Regions from separate parts of the Homo sapiens genome. Here all the other regions are linked to region 1. Evidence: chromatin contacts called from ENCODE Hi-C or POLR2A ChIA-PET data. All regions are on one chromosome and are shown on one strand. Each heading gives the region's core, a stretch centred on a gene start or an enhancer-like site at or near the end of the contact. The rest is flanking DNA. Distances are from core to core; before and after follow the strand shown.

Region 1 (3,487 bases), core at 701-3,200:
TGGATGGATGGATGGATGGATGGATGGATGGACGGACGCACGGATGGACGGACAGACAGACGGATGGATTGATGGACGAACGGACGGATGGATGGATTCTTACATTTATAGCCACTTTCTTACATTTTCATGCCCAGGAGACTATAGACTATCTTCTACTTGCAAAAGACCAAAAGATTGCATAAGATTAGAAAGCGAGACATTAACAGAAATTAATCAAGCCCCTGTCCAGGTTCTAGTCCTTTTTTGAGCAAAGGTGCCATACACCACGGAATCCCAGTTCCTGGCGGGGTTACCGGGGGCATGGCATCCAACAGCCCAGTCTGCAATGCACCATTAGACACACAGACAAATCCATCCCCTCTACTTTGGGGCAGCACTGTGATGAACCATCCTTGGGATACTGTCCCTTTTTTAAAAGGAAAAAAATCCAAAGTTAGTATGTTCCAGCAGTCACAGCCTGAGTCATCCATCCAGAAAGCTCTCTGTGCTCCTCTTGCTAAGCCCCTGAGTTATCTCTTGTTATAGACAAGTAATGAACATCCAAGCTCTGTAAGATGGTTACTTGGTCTGAAGCATTCCCTCCTTCTTAAAAAAAAAAAGTTTTATTTATTTTATTTTTTACATCTCTTATTATTTATTTATTTATTTTTTGGTAGAGATGGGCTCTCACTATGTGGCCCAGGCTGGTCTTGAACTCCTGGCCTCAAATGATCCTCCTGCCTCAGCCTCCCAAAGTGCTGGGATTACAGGTATGAGCCACCATACCCAGTCAGAAGGGTTGCCTTTGAAGTTCTGCATCTTCCATCCCTCTTCTAAGCTGTAGGGGATTCGCCCCAGCATTCAGGGCTAATGTAGAGGCTGCACGTTGGGGCCTGCAGGTCAGGTGGGTTGTGCTGGGGCTGCCGAGTCATTTCAAAACACTTGAGGCAATATTGAAAACCTGGAAAGTTCACATTCAGATACAGCTCCCCAGCTCTGGGCAGCCCTGCAGGCAGGGCATGTGGTCTGCAATATACCAGAATCCTCACCACCTCTACCACACCCTACGCTAAGGTCTCAGACTCCATTGCTGTTTACCTTCACAAACGCACTGCACATCTTCTTGGAGTAGACAAATATTTCTTGTAACTGTGACTATCAAAAGTGAGAAAACAGCTTTGAGTGCAGTGGCCCACATCTGTAATCCCAGCACTTTGGGAGGCTGATGCAGGAGGATCACTTAAGGACAGGAGTTCAAGACCAGCCTGGACAACATAGTGAGACACTGTCTCTACAAAAAAATTAAAAATTAGCCGGGCATGATGACTCATATCTGTAATCCCAGCACTTTGGTAGGCCGAGGAGGGCGGATCATTAGAGCCCAGGAGTTCGAGACCAGCCTAGGTGACATAGCAAGACCCCGTGTCTTTAAAAAACAAAACAAAAGTGAGAAAACTGTGTAGATCAAGAAGGTGGAGTGTTTCAAGAAGAATGGCAGAGAGGGAACATTTCTTCTAGAAATGCAGACTACTTGAGCATGTTTAATATTCAATACAAAGATGTCTTGGTGTCCAAAGACATCTTCTTTTATGGGCCTGGCTCCCATAGGCACCTGAGTTTGAGATTCCTGGATTTATAGGAGTCTCGGCTCTGACCCCAAGGTCCTGTGGGGCTTTCAGCTTGTCCCTTACTTACTATGGGCCTCAATTTCCTCATCTGCCCAATGAACACCATCTCTACTAAAAATACAAAAATTATCTGGGCATGGTGGTGCGTGCCTATAATCCAGCAACTCAGGAGGCTGAGGCAGGAGAATCACTTGAACCCAGGAAGTCAGAGGTTGCAGTGAGCTGAGATCTCACCACTGTACTCTAGCCTGGCGACAGAGTGAGACTCTGTCTCAAAAAAAAAAGTTGCTTTCTGTTTCTCTTCCAACTCTTGTCTTCCAGGTGGTGATGGAAGACTAGTTTGGGGATGTTTTCAGGTTTGCAATCATACTTCAGGGAACTCCCCTGCTTCCTGTCATGCAAAGGAGCTTTCATTTCTCTAGATGTCAGGGTGGGTGGGTGTGAGAGAGACAGTGGGCAGGACCAAAGTCAAACTAGCAAGCAGGTGGGCGAGAAGCTGCCAGGGGCAGAGAGAAGCCCGCAGCCTCCACCCCACACCTTACTTCTATTCCCTAGGCCTCCTGGTGATCCCTGAGGTGACCTTTGGCCCTCAGTCCCTCTAAGGCACATCAAGGCCGGAGGTGAGGCAGGTGTGATTCCAGGGCCGCTGCCGGGAAATAGTTCCCCCACACCCATCAAAGCCTGGTGCCTGAAAGGTAACTGGTTGTCTGGTGGCTCTGGAGAGAGAGATCCAAGGTGGGAAGGCGCTCAGGCCTCCCAAAAAAGCTTCCAGCACTGAGGCGGACTTTGCTCTTCCTTGAAGGGAACCCTGCACTGTGCTCCCGGGAAACCCCCTCTCTGATTCCACCACTGTGATGGAGAAAACTGAGGCTGCAGAAGAAAAATTGCAGCTGCAGAAGATGAGTGTACAGATCCCAGGAGTGATTTTTCCACACTGTTCATCTCCGTGCTATCCAGGGCAGCTGAAAAGGATGGCTCATCTGCGGCTTGAGATAGATGCAGACGTCAATAAGGAATTCACGGAAACACAAAAGGCGGGCTGGGTGGCTTTTATTAATTATATTTCTTCTATCTTCAAAACAATAACACATCAGTAATCTACGTTGAATGAGCCCAATTGATGCCAATGATTTCTTTTTTTCTTTCTCCTTTTTTTTTTTTTTTTTTTTGTGAGACAGGTTCTTGGTCTGTCGTCAAGGCTGGAGTGCAGTGGCACGATCTCAGCTCACTGCAACCTCCACCTCCCGGGTTCAAGTGATTCTCATGTCTCAGCCTCCTGAGTAGCTGGGATTACAGGCACCCGCCACCACACCCAGCTAATTTTTGTATTGTTAGTAGAGACAGGGTTTCACCATGTTGGCCAGGCTGGTCTCGAACTCCTGACCTCAGGTGATTCACCTGCCTCAGCCTCCCAAAGTGCAGGGATTACAGGCGTGAGCCACCATGTCCAGCAGTGATGCCAATGATTTTATCCTTTTGTTTCTGTTGGAGGGAAAAAAGAAAAAAGGTCTGTCTGCCCAAGCTAGTCAGCCCTCGCATGAGCCTGGAGATCAGCAAAGCCCTAGAAGCCCTTACCAGGGCCCCCTCACTGCCATTTTTGCATCCTGGCTCTCCCTGGCAATGCCCACAGCAGTCCTGCCTGGCAGTGCCCATCTGCTGTGTCCCCAGCCACCGTCCCCTCTCCTGCGTTCTTCTTTGCTATAGTCCCACGTAGAGGAGTTCTGACCTCAGTATTGAGTCCTCTCTTTGGGTGGAGGTAGAGGCAGGGTATGTGTGTATTGGGGGTCTGGGGGGCAGTGTTTAGAAACTGAGGACCCCTCTTGGTGCACCTCAAATCACATTCCTCACCTAACGGTTATTTCTGAAGAAAGAAAAGA
Region 2 (3,547 bases), core at 886-3,385, 130 kb after region 1:
TTTACTACATGGCCCTACCTCATGGAGCTTTCAGCCAGAACAGTTAGAGTTCCTGGATCTCTAGTTCAAGTCACCCCCAAAACCCTCCAAACATGTAAACGTCTTCATTCTTAGAAGTATTACTGAATGTATGTGTCACCACTCTTAAAATATTTCCAATAGGAGAAAACTGTAATAGAATACTTAAGATAGTGAGTAATGATTACTGAAAGAAAAAAAGAGCCCAGTTTGTAGGTAAAGCCAACAAGGGAGGGAGATGTATAGTGCCAGAGCACGTTAGACATAGTCCGATATTTGTGTAAAACGAGACTAGATTGGCATACAGGAAAAAATGCTTAGAAGCCTGTGTAGGAGGAATCTGGCTAAAACATAAAGGTAAAGATTAAGGAGACTTTTGATTCCATCTTAGCTAACATTTTAAATAAGAACATGTAAGTGTTTTCAGAAGTGGCTCCATATAATTGGACTTAGCTTTCATTAGCAGTTTTGCTTTGCAGCATATTTGGAACATAATTTGTTTAAAATTGAAATGGTTTTCTTTACTTTTATGGTGGTTGATTTATTTATTTATTTATTTATTTTTGGGGACAGGGTCTCTGTCTGTCTCCCAGGCTGGAGTGCAGTGGTGTGATCTCGGCTCACTGCAACCTCCACCTCCTTGGTTCAAGCAATTCAAGCTACCTGAGTAGCTGGAATTACAGGCATGCACCACCACACCTGGCTAATTTTTGTATTTTTGGTAGAGACGGGGTTTCACCATGTTGGCTAGGCTGGTCTGAACTCCTGGCATCATGTGATCTACTGGCCTGGGCCTCAAAGTGCTAAGATTACAGGCGTGAGCCACTCTGCTCAGGCTATGGTGGTTTTTATACAGCAACACTCAGTTTATTACAGTTTATCCCAGTGCTTATTGCATTTTTTTCTGTTAGGAACCTGTAGTCAATTCCTCCCTTATTTGCAAAGGGGTTTACTTAAAAGATTTGTAATTTTTGTAAATTTTGTTGAAAGTACACTATTTGTATACTTTGGTAATGATATTTATACATCTACTTGACAAATCTATCTTTTAAGAAATTATTTTCAGCTTTTAAGTAACTGTCACATAACATGTATGTCCAGTATCCATTGGCTTCAGCTCCCACTGATACTATTTTCTTTTTGACTCAGCAGCTTTAAAACCAAAATAGTAAGATCTGTCTTGAAGCCACAGTCTAGCAGGAGAAGCAAACTATATAAATTTAGACAGCTCTGATTAGCACAGTTCCCAAACTGTTATATTATGCATTAACCCATACAGGAAGAATTTAAAATTGCAGTATGGTGAGACAAGTTTTAGAAGTGAAGCATTTTTGAGAAAAGTATCAAAGATGAAGAAGTACTCTTGACCTTTTAGGCTTTCTGTTCCAGTCTAGTTTTAGTGTGGCATTGTATTTAACTTGCCTTAGAAACTCATAGGTTTATGCCCTCTTGTGGTCTGTCACCAATATAAATAGCACAAATGAAAATTTTAAGTACTGGAGATCTTACTGCATGTTACTGCTCTCCTTTATAAAATAATTTTTAAAAAGCAGCTTCTGAGGAACAACAGCTAAGAAATTATTATTCCTGTCTTCCATATAATGTGTGGAGCTTAAAAGTTACCAAATGTTATTTTAACCCTTGGTAACAAAATGTATGTGTATGTTAGGTGGACACTAATGAACAGAAAAATATTTTTGGATGGGCTGTCCATCATTGTCCTTCTAGGTGTCTAACCCTATTAATTTATAAGTGTCTTAAAAATATGATGAGGTGTGATAGTAATTGTAGGGCTAGCACATTACCCTTCTACCTTCACCTAAACATACACAGATATACTAGTAAATGATGCTTGGGAAATGTGTTTATACTTGTTTCATCTGAAAGGGTCAGGAGCTGTAGGAGGCATTGGAAGAAATAAGGATTATAATGTTAGTGAATTGGTGAACTTAAGCTTACAGAATTTGCTTTTACTGACATGATTGGCAAGGTCTTATTTGTGAGTGTGGGACTGAGGAACTAACTAGTGGAGGAGAAACAGCAATAGCAGTCAGTGTTTTAAGACTGCAGCTGTAACCAGTGTTTTTCTGCTGTTATCCAGTAAGCCGCATGATGGTTGGAAGCAGGCCAGTATAGGGACTGTGCACTTTAGGATTAGATAGAATCCCTGATAGAAAGACTTGGTTTTAAAACTGGTCTCATCTCTTACCAGTTCCTGGACAGTTGTGTAATATTAAGTAAGTTACTTCATCTCTGAATACAGGTTTCCTCTCCAAATAAAGATTTAAACCGCCTCCATTGAACTCTTTGCAGTTCGTTTTGTCACATGCAGTGTTGGCATATACTCCTGTTGTTATTGCTCATAGGTTAAAGACAGTTTTGTGTTGCAAAGAATGGATACCATATGACTTTGTAGCCACTGGGTTGTTGGTAAAGACTCCTAAATAGTGGTAAATCAGCTCATAGTTCTTTTTCTTTACTGTGGACTTACTGCTGTACTTCTATGTAGGTACATACTTTATTATAAATTCTTGAGTGTAAACGAGGTCATTATGTTAAAGAATTTACTAGTTCAGGTATTTTAAAGTTGAAGCCTAGTAACTATTTTTAAGAAAAATGAAAATAATACAATAAGTTTTTTTTCTTTAGGGGCACTATTTGCATGTTTTGGCAGGTTTAAAAAATAAACAAAAACTAGTTTTGTTCTTCCATTGTGGTCTTACTTTTGTGGAGGACAACAAAGTAATGAAATGTTTTTGTTTCTTTTGCTGTGTTTTTCAAGTGTTGCTTGTAGAACAAGGCTCGCTGCCTTATGGTTACTTTTAAAATTTAATACTTAAAGTAATTAATCTGAGTCCCCTTTCAGGAGAAATAAGATTATTTAGAATAATTTAACTTAAGGGAAAAATATTTGTTTTTATAACACCTTCTAAAATTTCTAAGTTGTAGAAATTTACTAATTTTTTCTTTTTTTTTTTTTTTTTTTTTTTTGAGATGGAGTCTCCTTCTGTTGTCCAGGCTGGAGTGCAGTGGCGCGATCTCGGCTCACTGCAAGCTCTGCCTCCCAGGTTCATGCCATTCTCCTACCTCAGCCTCCCGAGTAGCCAGGACTACAGGCACCTGCCACCATGCCCGGCCATTTTTTTGTATTTTTAGTAGAGATGGGGTTTCACTGTGTTAGCCAGGATGGTCTCGATCTCCTGACCTCGTGATCCACCCACCTCAGCCTCCCAAAGTGCTGGGATTACAGGCGTGAGCCACCGCGTCTGACCAAAATTTACTAATTTTTTCTTTTGAATAACTTGCTGTGAAATAGAAGACAACTAAAAAAAAAACCCTCTAAATATAATAGAACTGCTTGGGCTTAAATCTTTTCTGCAAGTAGGTGGACCATAAATCATATAAACAAAGATAACCTAGACATGCCATCAGAAGGCTAGTCTATATATTTTTATATCTACCTCTTTCATCTTTCCCCTTATTTCTGATTTCCCAAATGTCACTTCTTTAGTTTACATTTGGATAGTGC
Region 3 (3,826 bases), core at 731-3,230, 190 kb after region 1:
TCCTCCTTGGTTACCTTTTTTTGTGTATGTTAAATAAATCTTTTAGTATAAACTTTGAATTCCTTTACAAAAAGAAACTGTACTTTTTTTTTTTTTAAACCCACAAATTTATTTCTTACATTTGTGGAAACTGGGAAGTCAAGGTTAGCAGCTGATTTGGTTCCTGCCGAGGGCTCTCTTCCTGGGCTGCAGATGGCCTCCTGTGTCCTCACATAGTAGAAGAGAGCTTTACTCTTTTTTATGAGTTATTTTATAGTGGTTGCTCTAGAGTTTATAGGATGCATTGTAACATTATAACCTGCGTCAGAATAATACTAACTTAATTCTGGCAGACTTTGCTTCAGCATAGCTCTAGTCTCTTTTTCCTTTGTCCTATTATTGTAATATATTTTATAACAGTACAGGTTTATTATTTATAACTATATGGGTTCATTATTTTTCCATGCAATTATCTTTTAAGTAAGAGAAGAAAACTTAAAAAGAGTATTTTTTCTATTTTTTACATTTGCCTACATAATTACTTTTACTGGTACTTTAATTTTTTATGTGGATTCAAGTTACCATCTGGTGGTGTTTCCTTTCAGCCTGAAGTACTTGCTTTAGCATATCTTGTAAAAAAAATTTTGGTGGCAACAAATTCTCTTTGTCTATCTGGGAAGATCTTTATTTTTGTCCTCTTTTTTGAAGGATAGTTTTACTGGATTTAGAATTCTTGTTTGACAGTAGAGTATGTTATACCACTTAATTCTGGCCTTCATTGTTTCTTTTGAGAAGTCAGCTGCTAATTTTACTGGGGTTCCCCTGTGCATGATAAGTCCATTTTTCTCTTGCTGCTTTCAAGATTTTGATGTGTATCGGTGTGGATATTTTAATGTTTATTCTACTTGGATTTTATTGAGATACTTGGATATACAGATTTATACTTCTTACTAAATTTGGAATGTTTTCAGACATTAAAAACTTCTATGACTCTTCAAAAGATGTCAAAACTTGTATGGCCCTCACTATTCTTTTCTTCTGGGATTCCCATTATGCATATGTTGGTATTGATTGTAACCCACAGATTTCCTACTTGGTTCATTTTTCATTCTCACTTCTGTTCTTCAGATTGTGTAATTTGTATTGATTTATCTTTGAGTTCACTGATTCTTCCTTCTGCATTCAAGTTTGCTGTTGTCCCTCTAATGAAGCTTTCACTTTAGTTACTTTTCAACTCCAGAATTTCCATTTTTTAAAAAATGTTGATCTCTTTATTAAGTGTTCTCTGATTAGTCATTGTTTTCATGCTTTGATTAAACACGGTTTTCTTTTGTTCTTTGAAGATGTATTTTTATTGGCTGCTTTGAAGTCTGTCTGTTAAGTCCAACATTTGGGAACCCTTGGAAATAGCTTCTGTTTATACTGAGTATTTTTTTTTTTATACTAGATAAGCCATACTTTCCTGTTTAAAACTGGACATTTTAAATAATACATTGTAACAGCATTTATTTCTGATACTCTCCTGCCAGGGGTTATTGTCCCTTTTTTTGTTTGTTTTATGACTTGGCCAAGATTAATAATGAGTTTTTCTCTACAGCGTGTGGCCTCTGATGTCTCTCCTCAGTTATGTTTGACTACTTATGGGTCACCTTGGATCAATATATCTTAGTGATCAGCTGGTGACTGGTCAGAGATTGTACTTAGGCATCTTGTTTTGGTAAGACTTTCATCCTTTGTCAAAGTCTCTGTTTTGTTTGAGGAACACACTGAAAATTTATGCAGTTTACGAGTCTTCCCTGGGGGTATGTATATAGTTAGAGCCTTCTCTGGTCTCTCAGCATGTTCATACCCTAATATGCCCATTACCTTTCAAAATGTAAGCTTATCAAGGACTATGATTGTCTCACTTCCTGATTGTTTCTGTTAAATCTCCAGGCAGAAAATTTTTTTCTTCTGATCTCTTTTTTGGCCCAGCTATAGTATTTCAGCTTCAGGTCATCTATGATGTATGTGGACCTCTCCTATGTTTGGCACTGAAATTGCTATATTTAACAAAGCCCCTGGGCGTTGGGTTTTTCCACGTTGTTTCAGATTGAGTCAGCTCCCTACAGTATAAATGCTTCTGGTTTTACAAGCTGTCCCACCCTGTTAGAACTATTGTCTGAAGGAGCTGGGGTGAGGGAGAGTGGTCACAATGCCACATACTGTCATCATTTTTACCCAACTTTCAGTAGTTTTCTTGAATAAACACTTCTCCATTTGTCCTATGTTTTGGTCAATACTCAGAGGTGAAAAGTAGTTGTTTTTGATAATTTTGTCTAATTTTTTTAAAAGTCTGTTTTTTAAGAGCAATTTTAGATTCACAGCAGTACTGAGCAGAAGGTACAGAGATTTTCCATATATCCCATGCTCCCACACCTGCATAGCCTCCCCTATCATCAACATCCCCACCAGAGTGATACATTTGTTACAATAGTTGAATATCCATTGCCACAGTAGTTGAATATCCATTGCCACATCATCACCCGAAGTTGATAGTTTGTATTAGAATTCACTCTTGGTGGACATTCAGTTGCTTTGGATAAATATATAAGAACACATATCCACCATTATAGTTGCTGAGTAGTCTCACTGCCCTAAAAATCCTCTGTGCTGTGCCTATTCATCCGTCCCTATGCCCCAATACCTGGTAATCACTGATTTTTAAAATTGTCTCCATAGTTTTGCTTTCTCTGGGATGTCATGTAGTCGGAATCACATAATGTTTAGCTTTTTAAGATTGGCTTCGTTCTCCTTTGAGTTTCCATAATGTCTTTTCATGGTTTGATAGATCTGAAAATAATATTCCATTGTCGGGATGTACCGCAGTTCATCCATTCACCTACTGAAGGACATCTTGGTTGCTTTCAAGTTTTGGCAAGTACAAGTAAAACTGCTATAAACATCAGTGTGTGGCTTTTTGTGTGGACATACGTTTTCAGCTTCTTTGGGTAAATACCAAGTGGTATGATTGACAGATCATATGGTAAGACTATGTTTTGTAAGAAACTGCCAAACCGTCTTCCAATCTAGCTGTACTATTTTGCATTCCCACCAGCAATGAATGAAAGTTCCTGTTGCTCCACATTCTAGCCAATATTTGGTGGTGTCACTGTTCTGGATTTTGGCTATTCTAATAGGTGTGTAGTGGTAACTCATTGTCATTTTAATTAGCATTTACCTGATAAAACATGATATGGATCATCTTTTCAGATGCTTATTTGCCATCTGTGTGTCTTCTGGTGAGGTGTCTGTTAAGGACTTTGGCCCCTTTTTTAGTCAGGTTGTTTTCTTATTGTGTTCAATTTAATACTTATTTGTGTATTTCAGATAACAATCCTTTGTCAGAAATGCCTTTTGCAAATATTTTCTCCCAGTCTGTGGTTTGTCTTTATATTCTCTTGACAGTGTCTTTCACACAGCAGAAATTTTAATGAAGTCCAGCTTATCAGTTTATTCTTTCATGAATCATGCCTTTGCTGTCATATCTAAAAGGCCATTGCTAAATCCAAAGTCATCTAGATTTTTCTCCTATATTCTAGAGTTTTGTAGTTTTGCATTTTATATTTAGGTCTGTGACCAGTTTTGAGTTAGTTTTTGTGAAGGGTGTATGGTCTGTGTCTAGATTTGTTTTGCATATGATGTCAGGTTGCTCCAGCACTATTTGTTGCAGACTTTCTGCTCCATTCCATTGCCGTTCCTCCTTTGCCAAAGATCAGTTGACTGTATTTATGTAGCTCTGTTTCTGAGCTGTCTGTTTCATTTCATTGACCTGTTTCTCTCTTATCAATACCATACTGTCTCGATT

Evidence for each region. A loop is a pair of places that touch in the nucleus more often than their neighbours do. ChIA-PET counts read pairs that join two places held with the same protein, here RNA polymerase II (POLR2A). Pooled maps may share reads with other maps.
Region 2: a loop to region 1 is called in a pooled map, with 2.0 times the contacts of the local background. The contact joins two enhancer-like sites. A Hi-C loop is called at or near these places in 2 of 50 pooled maps. POLR2A ChIA-PET finds 5 or more read pairs at or near these places in 4 of 52 experiments (K562, Panc1, RWPE1 and 1 more).
Region 3: a loop to region 1 is called in a pooled map, with 5 times the contacts of the local background. The contact joins two enhancer-like sites. A Hi-C loop is called at or near these places in 4 of 37 single-sample maps with no recorded cell type and 3 of 50 pooled maps. POLR2A ChIA-PET finds 5 or more read pairs at or near these places in 3 of 52 experiments (A549, activated B cell and activated CD4-positive, alpha-beta T cell).

What each region holds. Positions count from the first base shown.
Region 1 is chr19:29,835,666-29,839,152 of GRCh38, forward strand. No RefSeq gene overlaps it. Among named protein-coding and RNA genes, the nearest start is that of CCNE1, 25 kb to the left of the region's middle. RefSeq lists an enhancer at 1,782-2,061. Within about 2 kb of position 1,951, at least 3 of the 41 ENCODE cell types and tissues checked have a DNase peak (open chromatin) inside an H3K27ac peak, as active enhancers do.
Region 2 is chr19:29,965,581-29,969,127 of GRCh38, forward strand. All of the region lies in intron 1 of URI1 (URI1 prefoldin like chaperone), which reads left to right. Among named protein-coding and RNA genes, the nearest start is that of URI1, 25 kb to the left of the region's middle. RefSeq lists an enhancer at 1,199-1,468. Within about 2 kb of position 2,136, at least 3 of the 41 ENCODE cell types and tissues checked have a DNase peak (open chromatin) inside an H3K27ac peak, as active enhancers do.
Region 3 is chr19:30,028,336-30,032,161 of GRCh38, forward strand. No RefSeq gene overlaps it. Among named protein-coding and RNA genes, the nearest start is that of URI1, 88 kb to the left of the region's middle. RefSeq lists enhancers at 1,968-2,017, 2,083-2,582. Within about 2 kb of position 1,981, at least 3 of the 41 ENCODE cell types and tissues checked have a DNase peak (open chromatin) inside an H3K27ac peak, as active enhancers do.